Regions from separate parts of the Homo sapiens genome. Here regions 1 and 3 are each linked to region 2. A link is a contact called in ENCODE Hi-C or POLR2A ChIA-PET data. All regions are on one chromosome and are shown on one strand. The core of a region is the stretch at or near the end of the contact, and the rest is flanking DNA. Distances in the headings are between cores, read along the strand shown.

What was found. A loop is a pair of places that touch in the nucleus more often than their neighbours do. ChIA-PET counts read pairs that join two places held with the same protein, here RNA polymerase II (POLR2A). Pooled maps may share reads with other maps.
Region 1: a map of CD8-positive, alpha-beta T cell shows a loop between it and region 2 (28-fold over the local background). The contact joins the promoter of FZD7 here to the promoter of TMEM237 in region 2. A Hi-C loop is called at or near these places in 8 of 168 maps with a recorded cell type or tissue (CD4-positive, alpha-beta T cell, CD4-positive, alpha-beta memory T cell, CD8-positive, alpha-beta T cell and 3 more), 5 of 37 single-sample maps with no recorded cell type and 22 of 50 pooled maps. POLR2A ChIA-PET finds 5 or more read pairs at or near these places in 1 of 52 experiments (activated CD4-positive, alpha-beta memory T cell).
Region 3: a loop to region 2 is called in a pooled map, with 3 times the contacts of the local background. The contact joins the enhancer-like site here to the promoter of TMEM237 in region 2. A Hi-C loop is called at or near these places in 2 of 37 single-sample maps with no recorded cell type and 3 of 50 pooled maps. POLR2A ChIA-PET finds 5 or more read pairs at or near these places in 3 of 52 experiments (PC-9, Panc1 and activated CD4-positive, alpha-beta T cell).

What each region holds. Positions count from the first base shown.
Region 1 is chr2:202,032,195-202,037,080 of GRCh38, forward strand. FZD7 (frizzled class receptor 7) reads left to right here and starts at 1,661. Exons shown (of 1, transcript NM_003507.2): 1 at 1,661-4,886. The coding sequence starts at 2,454. The coding sequence ends at 4,178. RefSeq lists silencers at 1,243-1,792, 1,903-1,982 and enhancers at 2,545-3,385, 2,583-2,702.
Region 2 is chr2:201,642,253-201,647,307 of GRCh38, forward strand. TMEM237 (transmembrane protein 237) reads right to left here and starts at 1,251. Exons shown (of 13, transcript NM_001044385.3): 1 at 1,107-1,251. The coding sequence starts at 1,148. MPP4 (MAGUK p55 scaffold protein 4) reads right to left here. Exons shown (of 22, transcript NM_033066.3): 22 at 2,622-3,152. The coding sequence ends at 2,958. It also overlaps the pseudogene RNU6-651P. RefSeq lists silencers at 350-539, 1,110-1,369.
Region 3 is chr2:201,206,188-201,210,746 of GRCh38, forward strand. It overlaps CASP10 (caspase 10), which reads left to right. Exons shown (of 10, transcript NM_032977.4): 8 at 1,888-1,996; 9 at 2,883-3,375. Among named protein-coding and RNA genes, the nearest start is that of CASP10, 25 kb to the left of the region's middle. RefSeq lists an enhancer at 2,798-2,847. Within about 2 kb of position 2,889, at least 4 of the 41 ENCODE cell types and tissues checked have a DNase peak (open chromatin) inside an H3K27ac peak, as active enhancers do.

The DNA of each region.
Region 1 (4,886 bases), core at 411-2,910, 390 kb after region 2:
TCCCAGCAATCTTCAGTGATCGAAAATAAATAAAGAAAAACAGAGAAAGCCAAAGTCTCCCATGGAAGGGAACCCAATTAATTGTCTTCGATTTCAGAATGAGTTTTTTTCCTGCTGTAGAAGAAGCGCACGGGAGGCAGCAGAGACAGCAACTTCTGCCAAGGTTCAACCTGATCAGAAATCGCTCAGAGCTCCAGCACCCGGGACTGAGGCAGAAGGGCTCCGCCAGGAATAACGTTTTTTAAAGCACAGGATTGCTGTGTGTGTGTGTGTGTGTGTGTGTGTGTGAGAGAGAGAGAGAGAGAGACAGAGGAAAGAGGAGGAGGAGGAGAGATTGATTGATTGATTTTTTTCTTTTCCTTCTCAACATGTCACTTTCCTGCATGGGAATTCCTGATATTCCTGGCAGCCCGGAGAGAGGGGAGAGGCCCCCTGGTGACTTATGACCCCCGCAGGAGTAACCAGAGAGCGCGCGCGAGCGCCCAGCGCCTGGCTCAAGACGAAGATTTAACCGAGAACAAAAGAACGTTTGCCAATCAGAAAACGCTACCCGAGAACGAGGATAACCCCGCTTTGTGTTTTGAAAACTCTTTAATTAGCCTGGTTTCTAAGACGCATTAAAACATTCCTACGCAGATTCTAAATGGAGGATCAAATGGTTGCTTCTGCAACGAAGATGGGATCCCGAAAGGGCACACGCCGCAGAACCAAGGCACACGGGGCCACTGAGACGCCCGGCGCGTCGTACAGAGTGTTCCTGGGCGCTCGGTCTCAGGTTACTTCTAGAACCAGTCTCCCCAACGCCGTCTTCGTTTCCTTAAAACCTCGCTAGAGTCACCCCAGTTCCCCAGACTCCAGGCCGTGCGCGCGGGCGGGGTGGCCTGAGCCCGGGTTCCCCGCTCTCCCTGCTTCGGGCCCTTCCTCCGAGGGGTCCTTCCTCCCGCCGTCACTCGGCCCCCTCCGCCCGACTCGGGTTTCTCCTCGGAGGCGGCCCCTCCTCCTTTTTATAACTCGGGGGAGGGGAGAGGGGACTGTGGCCTCGCGTGGACTCTTTGGGTCCGGGGGGAAAGAGGCGATCCGCAAGGCGCACCCCCTTCTCGTCCCGTCCCAAACCCCACATTGAGGACCCGGCGACCCGAAAGCCCCGCCAGAGCCAGCCTTTGCAGTCCTAACGCGACTCCTGGTCACGTCTCTCCCCGAAGGGGCGCTGCGCGGTCCTCGCTCCCCTCAAACGCCGCTGGCGAAGGCGCCCCTGCTCAGGAATGCGCATCTGAGTGCACCAGGAAGAGGAACAAATCTTTGAAGCAAATTCCCTTTCTGCGCGTTTTCGTCCCTGAGCGAATTCAGGGTAAAAGTTTTTCCGAACTTTTCCCTCCCAGTCCCCCGCCCCTCCCCTCAGGAATCCGCCCAGAGCGCCGCGGACACCGCCTCCGCCACTCCCGCGCCCGCCCCTTCCGACTTCCGCCCAATCCGAAGGCGGCCACCGAAAAAACAAAGGCCGCCATTGGGCCGCCGGGGCCTGGGGCCGCCCCCGGAGTGGTTTGTGAATGGGGGGGGAGGGGAGGGGAGGGGAGGGGACGGGAGGGGACGGGAGGGGGCGGGCCGGCCCGGAACCCCGCGAGCCCGACGCTTCTTCTGGCGACCAGCGCGACTCCGAGGCGTTAGTCGGCGCTCACTCCCGGCGGGCGGCGGCGGCGGCGGCGGCGGCGGGCGCCAGGACTCGCTGCTGGGGCTGCGAGGGGCTGGAGGGGCCGGGGCCAGGCCGCGGGCACGAGCGCCTCGCGGTTTCGGACGCAGTGTGACTGGGTTTCCAAAAAGAACTCGCCGTGCTCCCGACTCCGGGGCCGAGATCGGACTCAGCAAGAGCCGGCCGTTTGGCTGAAACTTGGGGCCGAGCTTTTGGGGCTGAAGAAGGAGCGGGGTGTGGAGGAGGAGGCGAAGGAGGCGGCGACGAGCGGAGCCTCGAGGCCAGGAGGCGGGGCAGCACCGCGGAGGCGGCGGCCGGGGCGAGCGAGCGGCGGCGGCAGGGGTTCTCCTAGCGGGGACCGGACCAGGCGCGGGGGGCGTGCGCGCTGCGGTGCGCCGGGGGTCCAGAGTCTTGGGCAAACTTTGAAGGGTGCCGGAGCCGCTTGTTGCTCCTCGCGGCGGAGGGAGCCGCACCGTTACGTCCCCGCGGGGAGAGCGAGGCGGCCCTCCTCGGCGCCCCCAACCCAGGCTGACGAGTTTTGGGCCCCCGGCGGCCCTGCGAGTGCAGGGCGGCGGCGTCTGCGGCGCCTTCGCGGCGCGGGCACCCAGGCGGCAGCGCCCTTTGCTCCACGCCGCCCACGGCCCGGCCCCGGCGCCGTGAGGACTCTCATGCGTCGGGCGCGGCGGCGCCTCCCCGCATCCAAGCCTCTCCCAACCGCCTCGTCGCACTCCTCAGGCTGAGAGCACCGCTGCACTCGCGGCCGGCGATGCGGGACCCCGGCGCGGCCGCTCCGCTTTCGTCCCTGGGCCTCTGTGCCCTGGTGCTGGCGCTGCTGGGCGCACTGTCCGCGGGCGCCGGGGCGCAGCCGTACCACGGAGAGAAGGGCATCTCCGTGCCGGACCACGGCTTCTGCCAGCCCATCTCCATCCCGCTGTGCACGGACATCGCCTACAACCAGACCATCCTGCCCAACCTGCTGGGCCACACGAACCAAGAGGACGCGGGCCTCGAGGTGCACCAGTTCTACCCGCTGGTGAAGGTGCAGTGTTCTCCCGAACTCCGCTTTTTCTTATGCTCCATGTATGCGCCCGTGTGCACCGTGCTCGATCAGGCCATCCCGCCGTGTCGTTCTCTGTGCGAGCGCGCCCGCCAGGGCTGCGAGGCGCTCATGAACAAGTTCGGCTTCCAGTGGCCCGAGCGGCTGCGCTGCGAGAACTTCCCGGTGCACGGTGCGGGCGAGATCTGCGTGGGCCAGAACACGTCGGACGGCTCCGGGGGCCCAGGCGGCGGCCCCACTGCCTACCCTACCGCGCCCTACCTGCCGGACCTGCCCTTCACCGCGCTGCCCCCGGGGGCCTCAGATGGCAGGGGGCGTCCCGCCTTCCCCTTCTCATGCCCCCGTCAGCTCAAGGTGCCCCCGTACCTGGGCTACCGCTTCCTGGGTGAGCGCGATTGTGGCGCCCCGTGCGAACCGGGCCGTGCCAACGGCCTGATGTACTTTAAGGAGGAGGAGAGGCGCTTCGCCCGCCTCTGGGTGGGCGTGTGGTCCGTGCTGTGCTGCGCCTCGACGCTCTTTACCGTTCTCACCTACCTGGTGGACATGCGGCGCTTCAGCTACCCAGAGCGGCCCATCATCTTCCTGTCGGGCTGCTACTTCATGGTGGCCGTGGCGCACGTGGCCGGCTTCCTTCTAGAGGACCGCGCCGTGTGCGTGGAGCGCTTCTCGGACGATGGCTACCGCACGGTGGCGCAGGGCACCAAGAAGGAGGGCTGCACCATCCTCTTCATGGTGCTCTACTTCTTCGGCATGGCCAGCTCCATCTGGTGGGTCATTCTGTCTCTCACTTGGTTCCTGGCGGCCGGCATGAAGTGGGGCCACGAGGCCATCGAGGCCAACTCGCAGTACTTCCACCTGGCCGCGTGGGCCGTGCCCGCCGTCAAGACCATCACTATCCTGGCCATGGGCCAGGTAGACGGGGACCTGCTGAGCGGGGTGTGCTACGTTGGCCTCTCCAGTGTGGACGCGCTGCGGGGCTTCGTGCTGGCGCCTCTGTTCGTCTACCTCTTCATAGGCACGTCCTTCTTGCTGGCCGGCTTCGTGTCCCTCTTCCGTATCCGCACCATCATGAAACACGACGGCACCAAGACCGAGAAGCTGGAGAAGCTCATGGTGCGCATCGGCGTCTTCAGCGTGCTCTACACAGTGCCCGCCACCATCGTCCTGGCCTGCTACTTCTACGAGCAGGCCTTCCGCGAGCACTGGGAGCGCACCTGGCTCCTGCAGACGTGCAAGAGCTATGCCGTGCCCTGCCCGCCCGGCCACTTCCCGCCCATGAGCCCCGACTTCACCGTCTTCATGATCAAGTACCTGATGACCATGATCGTCGGCATCACCACTGGCTTCTGGATCTGGTCGGGCAAGACCCTGCAGTCGTGGCGCCGCTTCTACCACAGACTTAGCCACAGCAGCAAGGGGGAGACTGCGGTATGAGCCCCGGCCCCTCCCCACCTTTCCCACCCCAGCCCTCTTGCAAGAGGAGAGGCACGGTAGGGAAAAGAACTGCTGGGTGGGGGCCTGTTTCTGTAACTTTCTCCCCCTCTACTGAGAAGTGACCTGGAAGTGAGAAGTTCTTTGCAGATTTGGGGCGAGGGGTGATTTGGAAAAGAAGACCTGGGTGGAAAGCGGTTTGGATGAAAAGATTTCAGGCAAAGACTTGCAGGAAGATGATGATAACGGCGATGTGAATCGTCAAAGGTACGGGCCAGCTTGTGCCTAATAGAAGGTTGAGACCAGCAGAGACTGCTGTGAGTTTCTCCCGGCTCCGAGGCTGAACGGGGACTGTGAGCGATCCCCCTGCTGCAGGGCGAGTGGCCTGTCCAGACCCCTGTGAGGCCCCGGGAAAGGTACAGCCCTGTCTGCGGTGGCTGCTTTGTTGGAAAGAGGGAGGGCCTCCTGCGGTGTGCTTGTCAAGCAGTGGTCAAACCATAATCTCTTTTCACTGGGGCCAAACTGGAGCCCAGATGGGTTAATTTCCAGGGTCAGACATTACGGTCTCTCCTCCCCTGCCCCCTCCCGCCTGTTTTTCCTCCCGTACTGCTTTCAGGTCTTGTAAAATAAGCATTTGGAAGTCTTGGGAGGCCTGCCTGCTAGAATCCTAATGTGAGGATGCAAAAGAAATGATGATAACATTTTGAGATA
Region 2 (5,055 bases), core at 1-2,500:
CAAAAGGGTTAAATTTTAGACACTCTTGTAGTTTGTCCCATTTAGCAATCCATTCGTTCGAACAGTAGATTAATGCAAGTACTACAAGATTAGGACGAGGCAAGCTGCCGTAATACCATCCAGTAGTCAAAATTACAATTGGAGAAGAATGACAGTCACAGGAACGCGCTATTGTTCTAAAGATGCTACGAAGCGCGCGCGATCGATCCCAGGGCTCTGTTCACGTAACTGATTTCAAAAGTCCCGCAAAAATGACGTTCCACCCACCCAGAGACCCAACCTCTAATCCTCAAAAGTAGGACGGCTCAACTGAAGACAAAAATCCTAACAATTAAAAGTAGCTAAGGCTCGCTTACCACAGGATTCTTCCCCATTCTGCGTTTAGCCGGCCTCGGCGGCCGCCGGCCCCCAAGCACCTGGCGCCCCACCCCTCCCGGCTCGGTCGCGCGCGCAGGCGCAATGCGTCATCGGGCCGCGCCGCCTGGCTAGTACCCCGCGCGCAGCGCCCTGCGGGGATGTTGCGGTGAGAGGCGTGCAGGGACCTGGATTGGCCAGTCCAGACTAGCCCTGCCAAAAAGGGGGCCTCGGAGTTGGGGGTAATGTGCCCAGGAGCAGAAATCTGGCGACCGTGGCGCTGCAATCACAGCTTTCCCGTGGTTTCCTAAGTGGTGGCGGTGATTTGTTTGCGGGAAGCGGGGCGTGACGGAAGACCTTAATTAAAGGACTCCGCAGGCGAACAGATCTCTTCTGGGCAGCTACAGACCTCTCCTCGGAGGAGTCTAGGAGAGGCCTGGCTGGAAGCCCCGGCACCCGCCGGGCCCCGGGCCTCAGATGAGTGAGGCGTCGTCGTGGCAACGCGGGCTCAGGTCCCCGCAAACTTCATGCCAGGCCTCTCTCTCCCACTCCGGGAGTTCGGTCCCGGCCTCGCCTGCGTCTCCGTCCCATTCCTGTGAACACTGGAGGGGCGGATGCGCGCACCCCACGAGCAAGGCCCTCCCTTAGTGATTCCCAGCTCGTTGGCGCCCCCCCACACACACCCACCCCCACTGCCAAGTGTAGCTGTTTACCCGCCACCTCTCGAGGCCGACGCGCCCCTCGCCGCTCACCAGGTGGCCCTCCTCCAGCCGAGCCCCCGAGTCAGTCCTCATGGTGCTCTCCCCGCGGGGCTGCCCCGGCGCAACCGCCGGCGGCCCGAGCCCAGCTCCCCGCGACGCAGCGGCCTCCGGGACCTGTGGGACGCCGGGGCTTCGTGGCGCCTGGCGAGGCAGCCGCCCCCTGAGCCAGGTCCCCGCCCGCCTCTGTCCTGCCAGGCGCTGCTGGGTTTGGGAGGAATGCGTTTACTCTCCAGGACCAACGAGTCTGTGCAGGCCTGGGTGTGTGGATGTGTATTAATATAGGCAATTCTCACATTTTCTCCGATTGCTTACCCTTCATCCCACAACTGTGTAAATCAAATTTGGAAAAACTTTTTCTCAACCTTAAAATCAAATCCAACCTCACATAAATATCACTACAAACTACCTGATTTGCATCGTTTGGTTTGGTTGGGTTTGTTTTTTTTTAAAGATAACTTTCACTTTAAGTAACAGAGAACTACAAATATTTTGAATCATGCATTCTGTTTTACAGTTAAGAAAGAAATGGGAAAGATGGAAGAATGGTGTGGATATGGAGAAGAGAATGATGCAGAAGATGAACAGATACAGGGACAGGGAAAGCGCCTGGAAATCTCAAATCTGGGGAAAGAAAGAGAAACAGCACTTTGTAATGGCATCCTAATCTTGTTACCAAACAAACGGGGCTTGTTGCCCTATACGCACAGAAGCCAATATTATGGCGCTGATTTTTTGAGAAAAGTTTTCATTGTGAGTCAGCTAACAAGGAGACAGGAGTATAGCTCTAATCTGTCTCCCTGTGTTGGCTTTAAGACAGTATTTTTATTAGAAAACGTTTAGGGGGTGGATTCTGGGATTAGTAGGTGATTGGTGGAAGGAAAGAAGCCATCTGGAAAATCCTCTGGCGTTCGCAGTTACCTCTTCATGTCCCTTCATGGGTCGCATGTGCAAATTTTGGAGGGAGTCAGTGTGAAACATGGGGAAAGATTCAAGCTGTGACGCCAGCAAGCTCATTTTGTACAGACTCCAGGTAGCCATCCGTGTTAGTACTAACCACTTTCAGCCAGTTTGCTTTGTTTTGTTTTGTTTTGTTTTTTAATCTCACAATGGAAGAAGTTTAGGCGTTTTATTTAGCAAGTTGTTTTTTATCTGCCGTCCTGCATGCTCAAGAATTTCTGTTAGTCCCTGGTTTCTTTAACTCTGAGACACGGTTTCACTCTTGTGATTTTCTATATATAGGTCTCTGGGATTAATCCATTGCCTTTTTCTAATTTAGGCCTGCATGTAGATATTGGCTGTTAAGGAAAATTAGTGTTTGTCACACCTCTCATGAGAATAATTTTTTCCTTGTAGGCCGATTTGTAAATAGTGAAGGCAGTGCAGTTTCTTGTAGGTTTTGATTTTAGATGTGAAATGTGTACATTAAACCTTTCTTGCTGAGTTAGTCAAGTAAGCACTTTTTGTAAAAGATGTTTTCATAAAACACGTTTCATAGAGTACAGTTTCTAAAGTTAACTATTGCTTATTTTATTTAGGAAAGCTCTTTATTTAAATCTTAAAAAGATCATGTGAAATCTGCGAAAGGTTCTCATACTCAGTGACTTAACATTATTCATATTTCTACCACAGCTGCATATGAGGTAAAGGAAAAAAAATTAAGTTAAAATAGGTAACCACATAACCATACAATAAAAATTTTTTTCAAATAAGATTAATTAATAAATTGCTGCACTTTTAAAGTTGTACACATTAAAATGGGTCAAATACTGTTGTTTTAGATTGCAACTATGGATCGCTGTATCAAGGGTACAGTGTTAAAACTCCAGCATTAAACAAGAAGTCTCATTGAGACTCAGTATCTGAGGAAATCCATGTTGCTGGTACCCACTGAGGCTCCTCCTGAGCCTTCTGTATGGCAGACAACAACTGGGCACATGCATCGTGCAAGCTGTCATTCACAATCACATGATCAAAAAATTGGCCAAACTGAGTTTCCATTCTTTGGGCTAAATTTTCCATCTCTTGTAGGTCTTCATCCTTTAGGAGAAATAGAAAAATATGGATAGTACAGACTTAATTGGACAAATGGAAAAAATACAGTTTGTTATGCTGTCACATTCAGTTGTGAAACTATGTATAAAAACAGTAAGGTCCGAAAATTTTGCACAGATGATTTTCAATAAAGTTTCAAAAATATTTTTTCAAAATTCTACAAAACCAGCAAACTAGAAAATAGTAATTTTTTTGCCCTCTGTTATTGAAATAATGTGGCTAAGTATAGATAAAATAATTTTTTTTTTTTTTAGACAGGGTCCCACTCTGTCCCAGGCTGGCATGCAGTAGGATCATCTCAGCTCACTGCAGCCTCTGCCTCCCAGGCTCAAGTGATCCTCCCACCTAGGCCTCCCAAGTAGCTGGGACTATAGGCACATGCCATCATGCCCAGCTAATTTTTGTAGAGAAAATATAATTATTATAACAGGTATAAACATATCCTTCTAAATTAATGTGAAGCATAAGCAAAGCTGGGAAAAGTATATCACTATCCACAGTATGTCATCCTTTATTTCTTAGAAATGTATTACTGAGATAAAGAAATTTTAATTTGGAAGTTTTTTTAAATAATAAAAGACTGAAGTTTTTATTTTAAAAAATGAGGTCCAATAAATGTCTTCTAAACTACAAAACTTATGTTTTAATCTTTAGTCTTAATGTCTCGTCATGTTTTGCAAAATTTAGTCATAGTTTGCAGACAGATTACTCCCCTCAACTTCCCGTGTGAACTTATCTTACTCTTACCTAAACACTTGAAACTTTTTAACCATATACAACATAAAACCAAAGAAAATGTACCAGTTTAAATAAAATTTAAACATAAATTTCAAGTGAACATTAATCTGATAGGGATAACATTAAAGATACAAAATGGCCACTTTCAACATGAGGATGGTATAAGCCAGTTATATTATGTTTCTACTATTGTGAAATGTTCATTTAATGAAGGTAATTTGGCATTCACTTGGCACTAATGCATTAAATTCATTGCTGTTATTTTCTTATTAGTTCATGAAAATAGTACAACTTGTCACCAATACAATCTGAAACACAAATGCAGGCACCAAAATCTTGTGGCTTTACAAAGTGACCATACATATGATCCAGAAACAATTTTGTTAATTTGTTTAGACTGCCATAAAAATGAGAACAATTTTAAATGCCCATAAGACTCAGCAAATACATTCATGGACTCCACTGTTCACAAGGCAAACTGGAAAATCAGACCTCCATAGTCATTGCAAAAAATATGAAAATAAAAATAATAAGAGAAAGGATAATTTAAAGATACCTGTGCTTGCTTTGGTAGCACACAGACTAAAACTGAAACAATGCAGAGATTAGCATGGCCCTTGTACAAGCATGACATACAAATATTTAGTGAATCATTCATATTTTTAGTTTCAATTTTGCCAGGTAAATAAATTCTAGAGCTCTGTTTCACACAATGTGAATATACTTAACACTAAATACTAACACTGAACTGTACACTTAAAACGGTTAATATGGTGAGTTTTATGTATTTTTACCACACATATACACACACACACAAGTGGCTGTAATATCTTGATGTGGGTGATGGTTATCTGGGTGCATACACACATAAAAATTCATTAAACTGTACACTCTGTACACCTTACTGAATGTATGTTATGACACAATATTTAAAGCATATTTAATGTAAAATATATGTACGCAACCGGAAAAAAAATCACCTGTTCTAGGATGAGATCACTGATTAATTTCACTTGGCTTGCCCCCTCTATTATTACCATCATCATTTTACAGATGAGATATACTCACTGAGCATTTTTAAAGTAAGCTTTTAAGTAAAAGATATTCTGTTTAAAATACAAACACCAGGCTCATACATGCCCAATTTCTG
Region 3 (4,559 bases), core at 1,639-4,138, 430 kb before region 2:
CTTTGACTGTGGAGGAAATGCTGTTACACTTTGAGTCATGCATACCCTTTGGGTTATTTCTGGAGAGGGGTAGTTTCTTTTCTTATCCATTGAAGCCACTTGTTTTCTGCTTGGATAAAGATGTACCACGATTTCAAGGATGATTTTAGCTGCCCAGAGGCTCTGCTAAAGCCAGCTCAGCTAATTTGCAATCACATGCTGTTTACAATAGCCTTAAAAAATAATTGCACATGTTTTTAAATTCCTACTGTGAATATATATATATATTGAATTTTAAAAATTGAATATACAGCCATCTTTATATACATATGAATATATATCAGCCATCTTTATATATATATGAATATATATGTGTATATATATACTTTATTTATAAGTATACTTTATATATATATACTTATATATTAAGTGTATATATATATATACACACACTCATATATATATTCACATATATATAAAGATGGCGGTCTCACTGTGTTGCCCAGGCTTGTCCTGAACTCTCAGGCTCAAGGAATTCTCCTGCCTCAGCCACCCAAGTACCACCATGCCAGCTTGTATATTATTTTTATATTCAGAAATAAAATTACAAAAGATTTCCCTTTTTTGAAGGCATTAGATCACTCCAGAAATGAACCATCTGAAAAAAATCTTTGATATTTATGTTGTCTCATGAAATCCTTGTGTATGCTTTCTTCATTCATGTTGCTAATATGAAAGTGAAGATGCTTTTGCATAAACCCTGGGTTTGACAATATTAAAATATATATTCCATTTTCTTAACTGTCATGATTGAGCTTCTCCAGCCAAACCAGGTGAAGTCTGAATTTTAATCAGGATCTGGCATTTCACCTTGGAATTAATTAGCTAATTCCACACTAGGGCCAGGATCTTGAGAACTCTCTGCCTCTGATACTGGGAGTGGCATCCTGAAAGAAAGGAACTGTCTAATCTTTAGTGCAAATGAGATTTATCCTTTGTCCTGGGCTCTAGGACTTAAAAAAGAATCTTTGAAATTTTATTCAGATCACAATTGTGCAGTAAAAGTGAGTTGCAGAGTAGTCAGAATCCCCAGTTTTTCAATATGTGACTTCAGAAATAATGTGGCATAAATACCCCAAGGGGTTTAGACTAGAGTATAAAAACATGGTTTTGGACAGGCATGGTGGCTCATGCCTGTAATCCTAGCACTTTGGGAGGCTGAGGTGGGCGAATCACTTGAGGTCAGGAGTTCAAGACCAGCCTGGCCAACATGGTGAAACTCTACCTCAACCAAAAATACAAAAATTATCGGCTGGGCGCGGTGGCTCATGCCTGTAATCCCAGCACTTTGGGAGGACGAGGTGGGCGGATCACAAGGTCAAGAGATCAAGACCATCCTGGCCAACATAGTGAAACCCCGTCTCTACTAAAAATACAAAAATTACCTGGGCATGGTGGCGGGCGCCTGTAGTCCCAGCTACTCGGGAGGCTGAGGCAGAAGACTCGCTTGAACCCAGGAGGTGGAGGTTGCAGTGAGCTGAGATCACGCCATTGCACTCCAGCCTGGGTGACAGAGCGAGATGCTGTCTCAAAAAAAAAAAAAAATTATCTGGGGGTGTTGGTGGGCACCTGAGGCAGGTGGATCCCTTGAATCCGGGAGGCAGAGGTTGCAGTGAGCCGAGATCGCGTCACTCACTCCAGCCTGGGCAACAAGAGTGAGACTCCATCTCAAAACAACAACAACAGCAACAACAAAATAACAACAACAACAAAAACATGGTTTAAACAACTGGCATGGGGAGATACATCCTGCTCTTCCTCACAGTGGATCCATTGGAGTGGTTGGTTAGAAACATTTAAGGCCCTAAGATAAGGATTCCTACTAAGTGGCTCTATCTATTCTTCAAGAGGGCAGCTGTGTACAGGATGAATCGGAACCACAGAGGCCTCTGTGTCATTGTCAACAACCACAGCTTTACCTCCCTGAAGGACAGACAAGGAACCCATAAAGATGCTGGTAAGAAAGTCTGGAACAGTTTATCAAATGCAAATTGGGGATCTTAAAATTATTTTTTATTTTCACATTTTCTTTCTGTGACTTTTATCTTCCATATACGTGTAAGGATGATATCATGTTTCTGAGCCTCTTATATATCCCTGGGGAGTCATCAGTCTGCTAAAGAGTGGCAAGAATCTTTGACTATTCACAATTCTGAATAGAGGAGAGCATGTACTGGGGGAGAGCCTGCTGGATTGGCACGAGACAACTTGGGCGTGAGCTCCAGCTCCACCACTAACTAGGTGTGTGATCATGGGAGAGTCAAGAGACCTTGGCTTCTTCAACTGTGAAACAGGATGAAACACTGGCCACTGCCGATTCTCAGGACTGTTGTGACAACACTGGGTATTACGTGATAGGAGATTCATTGTAAGATTTTATGGTTATGAAAATAAAAATAATCCAAAGCTTTAGGCTATTTGCTGTGCAAATTTTGTAACTATTAGCATTGTTTCAGTTTTTTTTTTCTTTGAGACAGAGTCTTGCTCTGTTGCCCAGGCTGGAGTGCAGTGGTGCAGTCCCAGCTCACTGCAACCTCTGCCTCCCAGGCTCAAGCCATTCTCGTGCCTCAGCCTCCCGAGTAGCAGGGATTACAGGCGTGAGCCACCACACCTGGCTATTTTTTGTATTTTCAGTAGAGATGGGGTTTTGCCATCTGGCCAGACTGTTCTCAAACTCCTGACCTCAAGTGATCCGCCTGCTTCGGCCTTCCAAAGTGCTGAGATTATAGGTGTGAGCCACTGTGCCCGGCCTTGTTTCAGTTCTTCATTTTGTTTTGCATCATTTTATTATTTCCCCTTTCTCTCTCTCTCTCTCTTTTTTTTTTTTTTTTGTTTTTAAACAGAGATCCTGAGTCATGTGTTCCAGTGGCTTGGGTTCACAGTGCATATACACAATAATGTGACGAAAGTGGAAATGGAGATGGTCCTGCAGAAGCAGAAGTGCAATCCAGCCCATGCCGACGGGGACTGCTTCGTGTTCTGTATTCTGACCCATGGGAGATTTGGAGCTGTCTACTCTTCGGATGAGGCCCTCATTCCCATTCGGGAGATCATGTCTCACTTCACAGCCCTGCAGTGCCCTAGACTGGCTGAAAAACCTAAACTCTTTTTCATCCAGGCCTGCCAAGGTGAAGAGATACAGCCTTCCGTATCCATCGAAGCAGATGCTCTGAACCCTGAGCAGGCACCCACTTCCCTGCAGGACAGTATTCCTGCCGAGGCTGACTTCCTACTTGGTCTGGCCACTGTCCCAGGCTATGTATCCTTTCGGCATGTGGAGGAAGGCAGCTGGTATATTCAGTCTCTGTGTAATCATCTGAAGAAATTGGTCCCAAGGTGAGAGCTCTTTTTTTTCTTCCATTTGTAATTAATTAGTTTTATTTATTTTTTATTTTACTCTCATTCAACACCTTTGGTAAGGGTGAGAGTTCTACGTTGTTCTATCCATGTACCTGTTCAACCATCTGCCTACCCTCCTGTTTATCTATTTATCCATCTATCCACCCATTCATCTATCCATCCATCTATCCACCCATTCATCTATCCATCCATCCATCTGTCCATCCATCCATCCATCCAGCAACCTTGTATTGAGTACCAGCCTGGACCTGGAAAGGAAGATACAGAGTTAAAAAAAGACAGAGTCCTTGCCCTCAGGTTGCTTACAAGCTAGAGGGATAGACAAACAAATAGACGGGGAAGGGCATCCCCAGCTGGTAAGTGCACATTGTGAAGTATAGGTGTTATGGGAACATGCAGAATGAGTACCTTGCCCAGATTTGAAGGATCAGAGGAGGCTTCTAGAAATGACAAATAGATGTTAGGTAAAGAATCAGGTGAAAGATGTGCTGGGCAGAGGGAATAGCATGAACAAAAGCATGGGGGCCTTTTATTTGTTCGTTTATTTATCACTCACTCTTACGTCCTGAGCACCTATGTGCTATCTTTGGACTTCTATTTGCCACTGCTCTGACAGCTTCCCTTCTGTCTCTGCCACATGCTGTCCTCTTGGCACCTTTAGCCATACCTAGAGGCCATGGGCTCCTCCATGAAAACGTCTCCAAAGTTGCCATCTCTGGCCCACTCATCTCTGAATTCCTGGGGGCAGAGACCCTGTTTCATTCAACTTTATATCCTCAGCCCCTGACCTGATATATTGTGAGCTTGTTAAACATTTGCTGGGCCAATGAATGACTTGCTTGAGCCTGTCTCATTAACATCCCGCTAGATATCCTACCTCTGTTTAGCCCTTGGACCTCACATTCAGCATGCATGTTTCTGAGCTCATCTTCCCAGCTCTCTCCAGGAGCTCCTACTCCTGAATTTCCATTTGAAGGAATGGCCATAGTGCTCTTCTGGGAATTCAGGATTGGAACCTTGAGTCAACTTTGCTTTTCTCTCTTCTTTACCAGCCCCTCCATTCTCATCACAGACATCAGAGGCTAATGTCTATGGCTTCAGGAACAAGGCAATATTTATTGAGAGCGTACTATGTGCTTACTGTACTGGGTACCGAACTG